Linked DNA regions of Homo sapiens: region 2 is linked to region 1. The links are chromatin loops, found by intact Hi-C in ENCODE. Cell type or tissue: PC-9. All regions are shown on one strand. Links, peaks and the distances in the headings refer to the core of each region. The heading gives the core; the rest is flanking DNA.

Evidence for each region. Hi-C counts contacts between places; a loop is a spot of excess contacts. Peaks named below come from ENCODE experiments on the same cell type or tissue, not always from the same donor. Only the 100,000 strongest peaks of a DNase experiment are listed, where the experiment ranks them.
Region 2: a loop joins it to region 1, with 9 times the contacts of the local background. A loop is called at or near these places in 29 of 110 quality-filtered maps.

Annotation. Positions count from the first base shown.
Region 1 is chr1:159,932,622-159,940,946 of GRCh38, reverse strand. It overlaps IGSF9 (immunoglobulin superfamily member 9), which reads left to right. Exons shown (of 21, transcript NM_001135050.2): 4 at 3,109-3,261; 5 at 4,039-4,193; 6 at 4,431-4,548; 7 at 6,125-6,266; 8 at 6,377-6,522; 9 at 6,615-6,757; 10 at 8,295-8,325. Among named protein-coding and RNA genes, the nearest start is that of IGSF9, 8.8 kb to the left of the region's middle. RefSeq lists an enhancer at 5,469-5,969. In PC-9, for the core only: CTCF peaks have their summits at 4,139 and 4,345 (motif pointing left); no DNase peak of the experiment used is centred there; H3K4me3 peaks cover 613 bases; H3K27ac peaks cover 1,230 bases.
Region 2 is chr1:160,075,425-160,083,749 of GRCh38, reverse strand. It overlaps KCNJ9 (potassium inwardly rectifying channel subfamily J member 9), which reads right to left and starts at 2,212. Exons shown (of 3, transcript NM_004983.3): 1 at 2,053-2,212. In PC-9, for the core only: CTCF peaks have their summits at 4,761 and 4,962 (motif pointing right); no DNase peak of the experiment used is centred there; H3K27me3 peaks cover 3,773 bases.

The DNA of each region.
Region 1 (8,325 bases), core at 6-8,005:
AGGGAAGGAAGGTTAGGCTTAGTGGACACCAGCTTTCCTAAGGTGGGTCTTAGACCAACTCATTAAAATGGCAGGATGGGCTTTTGTGCTGTATTTCTTGGGATTTTCAAGATGCCCCACACAGCAGAAGGGATGTGCATTTTTTTCTCTGCCCTGAGTTGTTTGATAAAAATCAGTGACCTCGTTCTCCACTTAGAACTCCCCTGCTTGCTCTAGTCACCTCCCCTCACCACCTTTTATTCTTAATCCTCTGCCCAGTCACAGCTTCCCAGAAGCCTTCCTTACTCCTCTTGCTTCATAGTGCAATGTCTGGGCGCAGTTAGCACCATTTTTTGAACTTCTTTGTGGATGTGTGGACGTGAACTTGCCCATTTAGGTGACTGTGGGTTCCCTGCCTTCCGAGAGCTTAAGAGAGCAGAGACTGTGTCTCCTGTTTTCTTCACACGCCGCTGCATATGGGAAGATCTGAAGTCAACAGGCTTTAGCCCTGCAGGTGGAGGGAGGCCTCCAGGAGGTGGGCCCAGGACTCAGGAGGACTCAGGGCTGCCCTGCTGGCGATCTTCCTGTTCTGTAACACTACAGGTCTAGCAGTCCAGCTGTCACAGAAAAGCTAGGACATGCAGTATGCTTCTTTGGATATTCTGAGTAACATTTGGACTGTTACCCATTGGCTACCAGCATCTCCCAAGTGAGAATACATAGATTACCCCCAGTGCCCTGAACAGCACTCGGTCCTAACACCCGTGTCCATGGAAAGCACGCCGCGTCTGGAGAAAGAAGCCTGGCTTTGTCACTTACTAGCCATGTGATTTTGGAAAGAAACTTAACATTAATTCCTTCAGCTACAATGGAATTCTTGGGAGGATTAAATATGGTGACAACGCCTAATATTAGATGGCCTGTATTCCACACTCAATCTTCCTTCCCTCTTCTTCCTTCTTTGTAGAGCTATAATGAAAAGTATCATGTGGGACACAGAAGAGGTTGCAGTCTGGGGTCTGCAGGGCTTAGCGGCCAGGCAGATTAGCTTTCTTGAGGAATCCTGACAGTGGGTGGAAGGGTATGATGATGTTAAATATTTACCCGCTGGGCCTAGTCTTATCTCCGGGGTGGGGATTTCAACACCTAGCCCTTTAAGCAGGTCCACCCATCCTAGAGAATCCACACCCTGGAACTCATTCTAAGTAGAAAAAGACTCTTGGCTAAGATCACAAAGCCTGCCTCAACTTGATCCTTCTCTTCTTTCTGAAATAGATTTTCTTATTTCTGAAACAGATCACTCTAGAGGTAGAATGGAAGCAAACTGGAGGGGCTGAGCACTTTCACAGCTTCAGAATTTCTAGCATTAGGAAGAGCTGGAGTGGACACTATGCAAAGGGACTTGGAGCTGCATTTGCAAACAACATAAGATTAAGAAAATGCAGCCAGGCACAGTGACTCACAGCTTAATCCCAGCGCTTTGGGAGGCTGAGGCAGGAGGATCCCTTGAGGCCATGAGTTTGAAACCAGCCTGGGCAACATAGCAAGACCCCTCTCTTCAAAAATTAAACAATTAGCCAGGCATGGTGACACGTGCTTGTACTACTAGCTACTTGAGAGGCTGAGGCAAGAGGATCGATTGAGGCCAGGAGTTCGAGGCTGCAGTGAGCTACAATCAAACCACTGTACTCCACCTGGGCAACAGAGTGAGACCCTGTCTCTAAAAAAAAAGAAAGCTCCATTTGTTCATAGCAGAGGTCAAGGTGGGGATGAGCAATGTGATGTAGAGGGGAGGAGGCTGGAGGCAGGGAGACTGGCAAGTAGGCTGTTGGAGAAACCCAGGTGAGACATGCCACAGGTGTAAAGGTGAGGACAGCAGAGAAGGGGAAATGTTTAGGAGGTAGGATTTGAAAAACCTAATGAGCAAGTAGATATGGGAGGTAATCGAGGAATCTAGGAGATGCCAGGTTCCTGATAAGGTGACTTGGTGTGTGGTGGTGCAGGAAGAGAAAAGGAAGGTGACGTGTGATCAGTTTAGGGACAGGGTCAGGACTTGAGTGCAGCTTTCTGATTTCAAATCTAGAGCTCATTTATTTGTTCAACAACTTTTATTTGAGCATCCACTGATGCCAGGCACCATGCTACATGCCTTCCCTACATTATTTCTCTCCTCCACCCCACCCCAATTTTGTTTCTTTCTCTTCTTTTTACAGATGAGGAAACTGAAATTGAGAGAGGTTAAGTAACTTGCCCAAAAGAGTACACAGTCGAGCTGGACTCATGCCTAGGTCTATCTGGCTCCCAAGTGTGTGCTTGTATCACGAGGCTACACTGCCAGGGACCCATGAAGCTGTCTGGGGTGCATAGTTGCATCCAGGGAGGGTGCTGAGGGCTTGGGTAGGCACCCTCGGTCTGAGCCTGGCAGTGTGGTGTGGATGCTGACTAAGAGTGGGATTGAGGTGTCTGGTTGTGCTGTGGTTGTGTGGCTTTGTGGAAGTGTATGTGATCAGCCAGCTGGGACTGGAGTGCCCCGGGGCATGGAGAGGATAGGGCGAGGAGGCTGCTGACTTTGCTGCTTGCTGGGCTGGACTCTGGCCACCCTAAGGCGCTTAGGCTGCTGATAATAGCCCTGAGGGATTAGGGGCTTTGGCAGGCGGGGTCTGGGTTCCCCCTGCTAGGGCCTCAAACACTGCTGAGGTTTTCAGGGAAACAGTCCTCTATCAGGAGTACTCCCAGGAGCTCACACCTTCCCCTACATAAAGAGCCCAGAGGTGGACAGATCCTGTAAGAGTCCAGAGGAGACTACATGCTGGCTCTTCACTTCCTTCCCCAACAGTCCTAGACACCGAGTGCAGTTCAGGGGAAGGTTTTGTCCACCTGCTGTCCCCCTAGGTTTCTCTTTGTCTAGACAGGGTCCCAGCTGTCGAATGGCAAGAGTGGTCAGAGGGGCCGAATGGAGGGACCTGTCCTGAATGACCCCAACCTCATCTGCGTCTCTCTGGACCCCACACTCAGAGTAACTGGGAGAGACTGAGCCTGTTCTTACCTCTAAGAATTACCAGTGTGACCAGGGGACTGGGGCTTCCATGGGGTTCCTTCAGCACCCTTGATTCAGGGCTCCTCCCCCAGGACGAGTCCGGCTGCAGAAGGGGGCCTCTCTCCAGATTGAGGGTCTCCGGGTGGAAGACCAGGGCTGGTACGAGTGCCGCGTGTTCTTCCTGGACCAGCACATCCCTGAAGACGATTTTGCTAACGGCTCCTGGGTGCATCTGACAGTCAATTGTATGAAGCTGGGGGGCAGGTGGTGGAGAAGGACGGGGAGGAGGAGGATGGGGATCTCTGGCTGGTGGGAGAAAGGGGAAGAGGGAGTTCTATTTCCATCCCACAAACAGCTCTGATGCCCCACCCTTCCTGAGAGCCCTTGTTTGCTCACTTAGTAGTTGCATCTCACCCCTCCCCCACACTCCTGCCCTTTTCAGTTCTTCAAATATAAATTCAATCAGCCTTCTAGGCTCGGTGTCAGGAACTCCCTCTTTCTCTTCCCTCCTGCTTCCCTGGCCAGGGAAGTGGGTGGGAGAGAGGGGCTCTTGGGCCCTGAGTGAAACACAGCTCACATATATATAGCACCTTGTGTTTTCAAAATACCTTTTCACCCAAGCCCTTATTATTTATCTCTCACTCCTAAGTAGGAAGGAGGTCATAATCATTCCCATTGCATAGGTGAGGCTGAGTCATGCCACTGATTAGTGGCAGAGCAGAGTCTAGGACCCAGGCCTCCTCACTCCCAGAACAGTGCTCCTCCTGAGGGGGCTTGGCTCTCCCCCAGGCTCTGGACATCCAACCTGGGTTCAGCCCCAGGCCAGTGTGTGGGGGTGGGTTGACAGAATCCTCATTTGGCCTGGGTGCAGTAGACAGGGTGGCCCTGGGCTGAGGACTCCTATGAGGCAGGGCTGGTGGGTGGGCAGCAGGCTGGAGCCCTGAGTGGTCTCCCTGGCCCTTGGACACTGCTTTTTGGGCTGACAGCCCCACTGGGGCCCCTGATGCCTGTCTCCCTTGCAGCACCCCCTCAATTCCAGGAGACACCTCCTGCTGTGTTGGAAGTGCAGGAACTGGAGCCTGTGACCCTGCGTTGTGTGGCCCGTGGCAGCCCCCTGCCTCATGTGACGTGGAAGCTCCGAGGAAAGGACCTTGGCCAGGGCCAGGGCCAGGTGCAAGTGAGTCCTGGGGGTGGACAGAGTGAGCCATATAGAGTGTGAAGGGAAGGTGGGGGCCTGGCAGTGGGGCCAGAGGACAGAGGAGGCAAAGGCCAGGCTGGAGGATGGGCCAGAAGAAGGGCTTGGCATTGTTTGCCCCGAGCCTGGGGTGCTGCCTCCCTCTGCTGGCCAAACTCGGAAGTGCAGGATCTGAGGCTGGCAGGGGAAAGGACTCTTCCTCACCCACTCCTTCCCTAGGTGCAGAACGGGACGCTGCGGATCCGCCGGGTAGAGCGAGGCAGCTCTGGGGTCTACACCTGCCAAGCCTCCAGCACTGAGGGCAGCGCCACCCACGCCACCCAGCTGCTAGTGCTAGGTGCTCTCTGGCGGGAGGGCTGGGGTCCAGGGTTACCTATGCAAGGGGGCTGTGACCTGTGGCTGAATTGGTTCACAGCAAGATAGGAGGGAGATTTGTGCCTGAGGGCAGGGCCCGTGGAAGCTAAGGGGGTTCCCAATGCAGGCTGTTGCTCTGAAACCAGCACCTTAATTTTAAAAGGCTCAGTAAGCAGACAAAGCGATCTTAGTGCCCAGTAGTGTGTTATAGTGGAAAGGACATGGGTGCTTGTGTTAGGCTGTGAGCCAGTTAACTCCTTGAGTCCCAGTTTCTTCATCTTTATAAAGAGACTCATCTCTACCTCTCAGGTGTGTTACAAGAATTTACTTAGGTGCAGCTGAGCCCAGTCACTGGCACATGGTAATTCCTGGCCAAGATCCTTCCTTTAGAAGGGAAACTGAGAAGCAGAAGGCCTGGACTGTGCCTTCATAGAGCCTATTATCTTTGTGGGGAAGTGAGACTAATTGGGGAAACAGGGAAGTGTTGCTGTCCGTGGTACTGTAAGAAAGGCAGTGCCGGGTAATGGTTAAAGGTGTCGTCTGTGGCATCAGGAAGCCTAATATGAATGTTGCCTCTCCTGCTGTCCTTGGGCAATCACCTCACAATCTCTCTGCCTCTGAGCCTTCACTTCTTCATCTAGAAAATGGAGACAATTCCCACCACAAAGCTTTTGGTGAGGATTAAACGAGGTCGTGCAGGTAAAGTGCTTAGCACTCAGTGTCCCGCATGCAGTCAGTGCTCTGTTGTGTCAGCTCGCATCATGACCTCTTCTTACTGACTGCTCATGCGGTACCGGCCCAGAGAGGGGAAGGAGTAGTGGAACTGTAGTAGCCAGAGGTGCTTTTGCAGGAGGTATGTGGCGCGGCCAGGCCCTTGGGAGGGGCATTCCAGACCGGGGGTGCAGGGAGCAAAGGCATGGAGATGGGGGACAGCCAGCTGCCCATACTGACCTGAAAGAGTTCATGAGGGCTGACATATGGAAAGATGGCTGGCCACGTAGGGAGGGTTTGGATCGCAGGGGTCCACAGGGCTGGGTTTGAGCTTAGTGTAGTAGGAGCCAGGTGCTGTTGCAGGTTCCTGAGCAGAAGTGTTCTGTGGCTCAAGGGGCTGTTTCTGTATGAATGGCCATTAGAGTGGCAGCTGCAGGGGAGCCTGGAGTCAGGGGCTGCTGCAGCATCTTGAGGTGAGGTATTGGGCACCTGGGTTAGGGCCAGAGACAGAGAAGTAATTCAAGAGGTGACAAGCAGGGATACAAATGGTAAATGAGCAGAGTTAAACTGACTCCCCCAAACACACACACCATTCCTAGGCAGTGGAACTGCATGAATGGAGTTGCTCTTGATGGAACAGAGAGAATTTGGAAAGAAGAATGGGTCTCAGGGAGAGGATGAATTCTTGTTACATACAGGGGGAAGCTTCTGCTTCCACTCCCCAAAGCCCTGTAACAACGAGCCCTAAGATTCCAGAGAGCAGAGCTGGGAAGAGTTGTAGAGGTGACCTCAGGGTTCTGGGAAGACTGTGGGCTGAGGCCACCTTCCTCCCCTTGTGCATCCCACAGGACCCCCAGTCATCGTGGTGCCCCCCAAGAACAGCACAGTCAATGCCTCCCAGGATGTTTCATTGGCCTGCCATGCTGAGGCATACCCTGCTAACCTCACCTACAGCTGGTTCCAGGACAACATCAATGTCTTCCACATTAGGTGGGGTCACCCTCATTAGGAAGGTGGAGGTGGGGAATTCACAAACAGTCTCTGAAGAGCCGCTTGGCTGGGCAAGGCCTGGACCCCTCCTCACACATGCCACATTGCAGCCGCCTGCAGCCCCGGGTGCGGATCCTGGTGGACGGGAGCCTGCGGCTGCTGGCCACCCAGCCTGATGATGCCGGCTGCTACACCTGTGTGCCCAGCAATGGCCTCCTGCATCCACCCTCAGCCTCTGCCTACCTCACTGTGCTCTGTAAGCCTGACCCCAGCTTCTCCCTCAGCCTGCTCCCTTCCCCTGGGCCAGGCCAAGCCCCTCTCCCCCAACTTGCCACTACTTTCCCCCAGACCCAGCCCAGGTGACAGCTATGCCTCCTGAGACACCCCTGCCCATAGGCATGCCGGGGGTGATCCGCTGCCCGGTTCGTGCCAACCCCCCACTGCTCTTTGTCAGCTGGACCAAGGATGGAAAGGCCCTGCAGCTGGACAAGGTACAGGCTTGGGGCAGGGGAAGGAGGGTCTTAGCTTGGCGTTATTCTGCTCAGGACAGCAGGGTGGAGTTAGCTCGGTTTAATTCAGTTCAGTGACTGGGGACACACATCTTTTGTGAATTTAATTTGTGTTATAAGACATGTTGCATAGGAAACTACTTAAAACCCCTGAGGAAAAATTTCCATGGTTTAAAGTGGTGGTTTTGTGTCTTCTTTGGGGAAAGAAGAGAGATGATCTCTGGGGAAAATGATGGCAAAGAGTCAAGAAGGAGAACTGAAGTTTCTTTCGTGTGATGACTGGGAAATTGTGTGTCCCGGGGGAACACACACTTCTTACCAGGTGCTGTGTGGGGTAGTGGGTTGAGGGCAGGGGCAAGGAGGCATCCATCCTTAAAGTGGGCACCATCTGGGCAGAGGACAGCAACACTGTCTGGAAGGCCAGGGATGGAGCTCGTGCCTTCCTCTTAGGGTGGTTGAGGATAGACCAGCAACAGATTCTGGGACTTTGGTGATGGGCCTCAAAGAGGACACAGTCATTCCCTTGCAGAAACCAGGGTCAAGAGGCAGGAAGTAGTATAGTACGTTTATGGAATCATGGATCGTCCAATTGGGTGGGAGCCGGAGTGCCTGCAGGGACATGAATGGTGCAGAGAAAGCTGGAAAGACAGGTTAGCATCAAAAGGAAGAACTGGATGCCAAGTTACTATTGCCTCATTCCAAGGCAATTGGGATCTTTTGTCTGCAGAGACTATAAATTTTTGAGGCCTAGTATTGCATCTTTTCATCATAGTGTACCTGGGGCTTCTACAACAATAGTACTCAGTATATCTTTGTTGAATATTTAAGAAAAAAGTCTACAGGCAGTTGGAGCCACTGGAATTTGTTGAGCATTGGTGTGATAGGATCAGAGCTGTGATCAGGGGTTGAGCTTGCCCAGTGGAATGTAGCGGGAGATACTGGACATAGGAAGAGGGGTTCTGAAGCTGCTGAAATGGCCCAGGTGAGAGTTATGGAGTCTGATTTACAGAGGACATGAAGATGAATGGGCTCATGCTCTGACAAAAGGGACTTCCCAGGATGACTGGCTTAGTGAGTATTTCACCAGGGGGAGTGAGGGAACGTGAGGAGGCAGACTTCAGCAAGAAGGATGGCGGGCCCTTTAATAGAGAAATAGGAGCTGGTTTTGGGTGGAAGACTCTGAACTTAGTTGTGGAGTGCTGGGAAGAGAGCCAGGTGAAGTCCCAGCAGGCAGGAAGCCCCACGCGGCCCAACTACAGGGGTGGCCATTCACAGTGTATTTTCTGTGAGTGGCACCCCCTGGAGTTGTGCAGTCACAGCCTCACACTATTGGGAGGGGTCCCTCTGCAGGAAGGAAAGGAAGCACTGGAAATCAGAGAGGGGTCAGGCCTAGACATGGAGCTGCTGGAGTCTTCTGCACAGCTGTGGGTTTCTCATCCTGCCCCCTCTCTTGTACTGCCATCCCGGGCTTGTCTCTGCTGAGCTCCTCTCTCTAGCTGTCATCTTCTCTTCCTTCCAGTTCCCTGGCTGGTCCCAGGGCACAGAAGGCT
Region 2 (8,325 bases), core at 135-8,134, 140 kb before region 1:
TTGTGAGGGTCAAATGGAATGATGTACCTGAACTGGATAGAACTGTGCAAGTTCCACGATGATTTTCAGGGGAAGGAGGTACCAGATATTTTGGTGCCATCACCTCCAGCTGGGGTGTGCAGCACCTCAGGGGCAGCCCCGGGGCCAAAGACCCAGGCCCAGATCCCCCTAGTGATTTCCTGAAATCAATAGACTGGGGGCTTTTTGGGGAGGGGGGCAGGCGGGTAATGGAGCCCTCCCTGCCCTAAGGACTTCCACCATCCCTTCCCCAGCTGTAGCCAGTGCAGCCACCAATGGCTCTCCTCGCAGGCTGTTTTGAAGTTCACCCCAAGACTGATACACAGTCTTTCTCATTCTTCCCTCCTTGGACCTCACTCACTCCGCTCCATTCCCTCCCCTCAACATGCTTACAAACGAGAAAGAAATGAAAGCTGTGGAAAGTCAGTGGAAACCCTCCAGTGCACAAGGGTGGAACATTAGGAAATTCCCACTAGAAATCCTCCCTGAGACCTACCCACGATCACTGCTGCTCTTGGGCCAGCCTCATTTCCCTTGGGTTTTTTCTCCTAGTGGAGACAGCCTGCAAATGGGGAGGGGAACTGGAAGATCCCAACACAGAAGCCTGGGAAAGGAAGCCCAGAGTTATAAAGAGTTAGGCTCGTATCCCTCTGGGATCCTATTCTTCATGAGAGACATGGAATCAGATCAGGTGAAGCACTAAGCACCCACATTTATTTCCCCACTCCCTCTAGTTATATTTTCCCCCAGCCTCTTACTTCCCATGGACTATCCTAACACCAGCCCCGCCCCCACCTGCCATATGCCCCAAAGCCCACATTCCAAGCGAAGCCCACCTGATTTTTCTTCACATGCTTGCCTCTGAGGAGCTCTCTGAGCTGCAATCTGCTCTGAGAGAGGTCCAGAGCCCTTCCCCAAAGCACCCAGGGTCCTCTAGGAGATATGGACCATACAGGGAAAGGTTTAGAATAGGATTTGGGACTCTTCCACCTTCCCTTCTCTTTCCTGGGAATGATCCTCTCCTCCCACTCCACGGAAACGTGGGCTGGCTAGTGGGTGGGGGATGGAGGAGTGTGCCATAGGAACCACAGATGGCCTGGATGGTTGACCAGGTCCTGGGGAGAAACTGCCTGGGTATGTGACTCTAAACCTAGCACTCCAGCATCTTATGTTCTGGGGTGAGGTCCTCTGCAGTCAGCACTCTGGAGAGGGTGTGTGTGTGTGTGTTTGTGTGTCTTGGGGTAGAGAAGGTAGGAAGAGAAATCAAAATGAAATGGCTTTGAGCTTAGGGGCACCCCCTGCATTTATTGTCCATGGAGTCAGGGGACACAGGGTCCAAGAGCCCCATGGCAATGGAAGATTAGGGTTTCCCCTGCCCCCAACAATGGGCTTCCTTTTCCTTCCCTGAAGCTCAGATGTCCTCAGGAAGAGTAAGCATTGACTGGCTCAGAGACCCCAGGTCATGCAGAAAACGACCCTGCTCCCATTATCCTAGCTTTAGTCCCAGGTGGGCTTCCAGATGTTCTCTCAGGGTCTTAGGTAATCTGACCCCCAGTCGGCTTGCCTAGACAGATCTCTCTGCCCAGGGATGGGGAAGGAACCCCGATGTCGGATCACCCCCAGAACTCTCTCACTCTCCATTGCCCCAGGGATCTAGGTAAACCTTATTTTGAATGTGTCCCACATCCTGTCTTCCTGAGTGGGGGACTGCACTTTTCTCAGGGGAAGGAAAAGTGTGAAATTGTTACCTCTATCTCAAGATCAAGGACTTGATTTCTCCATCTTCCCTCCAAGAATTTCAGTTCCTCCAACCTACTCCTCATTTCTTGTGCATGCTATGACCCCTTTGCAGAAGATTGCAATACCACTTTTCCTGGGCCCCTCTTCCTCCCTCTAGAGAGCTGGGGAGTAAGGGGGCTCATTTTTTGGAAGGAGAGACCTGGTGAAAACTCCCCCAAGAACCAGCTCCTCCCAAACCCCCACTTGCCTTGGAAATAGGGGCCCAAACCCCAAGTCCCCCGCAACTCAACTCACAGCACGTGGAGAGGAGAGTAGCCGGCAGCAGAGACCCCTGGGGGGTGGCGTCCATGCCCCTGACACCGCCCCCCCCACGGGCCCCCCGAAGGGTGGGAGCCGCAGACACCGCTGTTTCTCCTAAATGTAGCGGCAGCTCTGACTAGGACTTGCTATCTGTGTCATCCCTACTTCCCAGGCTCCCCTGCTCCTCTCTTGTTTCCACGGCAACCAGTCTGGCGACAGCTCCAGAGCATCCCCCTCCCCTCCCCAGTCCTGGGTACCACTAGGGGTTGATCCAAACCACACGCCATAGCTATTTTTAGCCAAAGTCCCTCCTCCTGGACAACTCAGAGCTTGGCTCCTCACCCCCTCATAGGAAAAAAAAAAAAAGAAGAAGAAAGAAAAACAAAGCTGGCACGCTGGCTCTTTCCTAAGAAGCTCCTTCCTGGGGGAAAATACAAGCCCTCATGTATTTGAGAATAAGGTGCTAGGTTCCCTGGGGTTTCAGAGGGCCATCTGGTAGCTGGCAGCTCACCACCTTCAACATGGGTCTCTGCGTGCAGGTGCTGCTCTCAGGTCAGGCTGACCATCATGGTCTAGTTTTGGAGAGGCCATGGATCCAGAAGGCGGTAGCTAGAAGGAAAATAGATCTACTAAAGGAAGGGAGGCAGGGTCAGGGGTTCTAATTATTGCCACTGATTTGCACTGTGTCCCATAGGAGTCACTTCACTTCCCTGAGCCACAGTTATTCCATCTGTACCAGGGTGTGGACAAGAGCAAATATCCCCTTTCTGCCTGCTTCACAGAGTCAGCAGATCAAACGAAGAAAAAACAAACAAACAAAAACCAAAAAAACCACAAAGGGCTTTGAAATGTGTTTTATTCATAGCAAAAACCCTAGAAACAACCCAAATGTCCACCAGAGAGAAAAGCCTAGGTTAGGGCTTACTAAGTATTCACTCGGCAAACTTCTGCGGAGCCCAAGTGCCAGGCAGTGTGTTAGATGGGGTGGTTACAGAATGGGTGAGTCCCTGCCCACAAGGAGCTCATTAACCCAGGAGGGATAAAGACACACAAACACACAGTGGCTGCTGCTACTAATTCACTGAGCATGGGATATGAACGAGACACATGCCTCATGTCATCCCCATGGCAACTCTATAAGACAGGTGTTATTTTTCCCAGTTATAGATGAGGAAACTGAAACAGAGACATGTTAAGTAATTTATCGAATGTCACAGAGTTGGGCAGAGACAGGAGCCAAACTCCCACATCTGTATCACCTCATGCTTTGTAAATTGTTTTAAAAGAAGACTTCTTAAAGGGTAGTTTTAGATTCAGAGCAAAACTGAGAGGAAAGTTATAGAGATTTTCCGTATGCCCCCTGTCCCCACACATCCACCAGAATGGCACATTTGTTACAAGTGATGAAGCTACATTGACATCATAATCGCCCAAAGTCCATAGCTGACATTAGGGTTCACTTTTGGTGTTGTACACTCTGTGGGTTTGGACAAATATATAATGATGTGTATCCACCATTATAGTCTCATTGCTGTAAAAGTCCTCTATGCTCTGCCTAGTCAATCCCCCTTCCCTAACCCCTGGCAACAACTGCTCTTTTTCCTGTTTCCATAATTTTCCTTTTCCAGAATGTCATGTCGTTGGAATTGTACAATATGTAGCCATTTCAAATTGGCTTCTTTCACTTAGTAATGTAAATTTAAGGTTCCTCCATGTCTTTTCATGGCTTTGTAGTTCATTTCTTTTTGGCACTGAATAATATTCCATTTCAGGATGGCCATGGTTTATTTATCTATTTACCTACTGAAGGACATCTCGGTTGCTTTCAAGATTTGGCCATGATGAATACAGCTGCTATAAACATCCATCGGCAGATTTTCATGTGGACGTAAGTTTTCATCTCCTTTGGGTAGATACCAAGGAGCATGATTCCTGGATCGTATGGTAAGAGTATGTTTAGTTTTTTAGGAAACTGCCACACTTTCTTCCAAAGTAGCTGTACCATTTTGCATTCCCATCAGCCACGAATTCCTGTTCCTGTTGCTCCACATTCCTGCCAGCATTTGGTGTTGTCAGCCTTAGCCTAGTGTGCCTCAGTAATGTAATATCTGTGGAATATTAATATCATGGGTTACTGTAAAGCCATAATAATTGCTGTGTTTAAATATGTGAATGTGTATATAACACACTGTTACATAAAAAAGCAGAACCTAAAAATATTCTTAGAAATTGATCATGACTATATTGAAATAGCTTCAGGAACACTGATAAAAATCAGAACAAAATTTGGAGAAACAGAAATATCTTATTGTTTATTTTTCCCCAGGGAAATAATGAAGAGAAGAAAGTGGTTTACAAACGCAAAGTGTTGTTGCTGTTGTTATCAGTATTATTATATCCCAGATATGGATCTATTCTTATCCAGATCCTTTAAATTTGGATCAAGAAAATATGAGCTAGAGGAGCAGGAAGACATAGAGATGGACACGGAGGGCTAGAAGCTCCTGGAATGACCTGGCAAGGTGGGAAATTCGGTACTGGATAATATAAGCTCAGGAGGCAATGACTTGGGTTCAAATCCCACCTCTGTCCACTACTAGCTGGGTGAACCTGAGCAATTATTTAACCCGTTAAACCTCAGATTCTTCATCTAAAAAAAAGAAAACCATATTATTCATCTCTTAGAGGGTTGTCATGAAGACTACATAAGGCAATGCCTGACACATTGTTAGTACTCAGTAAATGCTAGCTACTGTCTTCCTCTTCCTCCTCCTCATTGTCTTCTTCATGGTCATCATCATTGTCACTGTCATCACCATCATCTCAGGGATGTCCTGAAAGCCCCACCCTGCCTGTGCCACCTTCCTCTGTTCTGGCACCACCCTGTGAGGCCTGCAGGGGGCGCCCCCGGTATACTGCCCTCTCCTCAGCTCTCTTGCTGGTGATTCTTGTTGTTCCAAGTGGAAATATCGAGTTTTCAGCCCGAGATTGGCATCAAGAGTGCTGTTAAAGCCCCAGTCAACATCCCCGTCTCCTGGGCCTGGTCCTGTCACCCGAGCTTTGGGACTGCTAGCCTGCCCTTCTCTGTCCTGCCAAGCAGCTGCTCACATTGGTTCCACTGTGCCAGGAGCTCAGAGAGAAGAAACCAAACTCCTGGGCAAGAACACATTTGCATAGAGCTGGCCCTATTTGCTGGAGGGGGCATCACTGGCAGGGCCCTCCACAAGGCAATTTCAGCCAGCCCCTCGCCTCAGTCCAGGTGCCCCTGAACCTAGCCTGGCTGACAAGGAAGAAGACTACCACTCCCTCACCTGATTCACTCATCCTGCAGGTCCTAGACTTTACCTGTTATCTAACCTCAGTTCCTTATTTATCACTGAGCTGAACTGAGGCAGGAGAAAAAAAGTTTTCCCAGGCACCAGGACACAAAAGCATAGACAAGATTCTAGCTTTTGGCTTGGCACGGTGGCTCGAACCTATAATCCCAGCACTTTGGGAGGCTGAGGTACACGGATCGCTTGAACCCAGGAGATGGAGACCAGCCTGGGCAACATGGCGAAACCCTGTCTCTACAAAAAATACAAAATTAGATGGGTGTAGTGGTATGTGCATGTGGTCCCAGCCACCTTGGAGGTTGAGGTGGGAGGATCACCTGAGCCTGGGAGCTCAAGGCTGCAGTGAGCCGTGATTGCGCCACTGCACTCCAGCCTGGACAACAGAGTGAGACCTTGTCTCAAAAAAAAAAAAAAAAAAAAAAAAAAAAAAGGAACCGTGGTGCAAAATAGGAAAAGAGCTTAAAAAGAGCCTACTGTGGCCTGTCACTTGGAGAACAGGGAACAGGTGATACTTTTGGGAGAAAATAAAAGGTTCCCTTCCTCCAGCAGACACAGCTCTGAGCTGGGTGCAGGAATTGGCAAGCTGAATGCAGTTCAGTCCTCAACTTGCCCCATCAGCAGGTGCCTTTGTGGCAGCCCTGAGATCAGCCAAACTGGGGAGGCTTCCCTGGACAAGATCATGAGACATCTTGTGCAAAATCTGGCAAGTGGAAGAGGAAGCATGATGGGGAAGACAGCAGACAGTTGAGGATATGAGTTTAGTGGAGCAGGGAGGCCAATCTGGTTGATTGCAAAAATTTGTATAAATTCAAGGGGGATGGGGCTCTAGAAAACTCAGAGCAGAGGAAAGATATGGTTGAAGGAGTAGATGTGGCAAATGACTGAAGCTGAAGATTAGAGTGAAATGGGGAGAAGCAGAGCACAGCTCCAGGCCAGACGGAGGCAATTTCAGCCAGCCCCTTGCCTCAGGCTGGGTTCCTGAGGCTGAGGAGCTTGCTGCCTTTCTGGCTACTTTCAGCAGAGCAGGAGGATCAGAAGCCTTCACACAGAGTTCTATCTTGCTTTATAGGACTGGGTAGAGATAGGCTAAGATTTAAAAGTTATATGACGGTTAGAGGTGGTACAGGATTAGCCCTTACTTTACAGGTAGGAATAGGTCCCAAGAACATAGTCAGGACTAAGACTCAGGCCACCCGACTCGAGATTCCTCGTGTTTCTTTATTCCCAGTTGCCTCCCTCCTATCACAGTGCATTGGATGTTAATGGAATTTCTATCAATTGGACCCAACTGGAAAGGTACTAGAAGTCCCTAGTTAGAGAAATTTGTTTTTTTCTTTTTTCCTTTTTTTTTATTCCTTTTTGAGACAGAGTTCCGCTCTGTTGCCCAGGCTGGAGTGCAGTGGCGCGATCTCCGCTCACTGCAACCCCCACCGCCCGGATTCAAGTGATTCTCTTGCCTCGCCCTCCTGAGTAGCTGAGATTACAGGCACACACCACTATGCCTGGCTAATTTTTTTTTTTTTTTTGTATTTTCAGTAGAGATGGGGTTTCACCATGTTGGCCAGGCTGGTCTTGAACTCCTGACCTTAGGTGATCCACCCACCTTGGCTTCCCAAAGTGCTGGGATTACAGGCATGAGCCACCGTGCCTGGCCATGTTTTTCTTTTTTAAAGGAAAGAATTCTTTAGTAGGTAACTAACTATTCCCTAAATTATGTCTTATAAATGTGGGTTTGTGTATATTGCATTTATTTAAAGGGGGTGATCTACTTACATAATGATTCGTTAGTGACTAGGGGAATGTAGCTCAGTCCTTCTCTTGGATTTCTCCTCTGCGGCCTGAGTCATTCAGCTATGAGATGCTCCACTACTAATGGAATTTGTTCAGCACTGTGGGATGTGAGCACCAAAACGCCACTTGGAATCCTGAATCCTGTGGTGAGCCATGCCAGTGTCTCTGTTCTTTCTAGCCACTTCCCCTGACTTGTTAAATACTAACTATTCTGAGTCTCTATCATGCCTCCCAACCCAAAGCTTTCCTGATTCCCTCTGTCCACATCTGCTTTGCCCAGCGCAAGCCCCTCAGACTGCTGCCCACTTGTGGATTCTTTCTAAAACAGGTGACACACCCCAACTCTCCTCCTCCTCTGCTCTGAGGTAGCCTCTGCCCCATTATAAATGAAGTAAAAGTAGAGATGAGGCCAAAGCTGGAAGCAGTGAGTCTGAAAGGAGAAATGGAGGAGAATAAGGAAGACGCAAGTTGGGAAACTGAAAGAAGAGAGAGGGGTCCTCAAAAAGAGAAGTTTCCTCTGTCATGTTTCATGGTGGACATTGGATGTTGTAATTCTGGGGAATTTTTCATACCAACATGTACTCAGGGGTCATAGCCTCTGGTTGGCAAGATTGTGTTTAAAACGTGCAAATTCCCTCTGGCATTATTCTGAGACAAGCTTTGGGGTCAAATATATGTGGATTCAAATCTCAAAACACTTTCCAGCTATGTTACCATAGGCAAACCACTTAACTCCTCAGAACTTCAGTTTCCCCATCTTCTGATCTATCTGATGTAGTAAACACTCACAAATATTAGTGTCCTATGCCCCTTATTACTGATTCCCTACTGGGCTCCTAGAGACTGTCCTAGGACTTCTCTTTTGCAAACAAATTTAAAAATGAAAACCTGACATTTGATATGTACAAAAGAATATAGATGGTGGACATATGTCTATATGTTATAAAGCATAATTTAAGAACAAAAACTCAATTTAAATCACTCTTTTAAATTCAGAACATTACAGTGCTGTTGAAGCTACCTGTGTACTTTTCCACAAGCTCCCACCCCTGCTGTTCAAGGACTTATAAAGTCTTTCTAACTGCCCAGTCCCACCCGACTCTATCCTCACTCTGATTGTTAGTAGAGGACACTTCTGTAG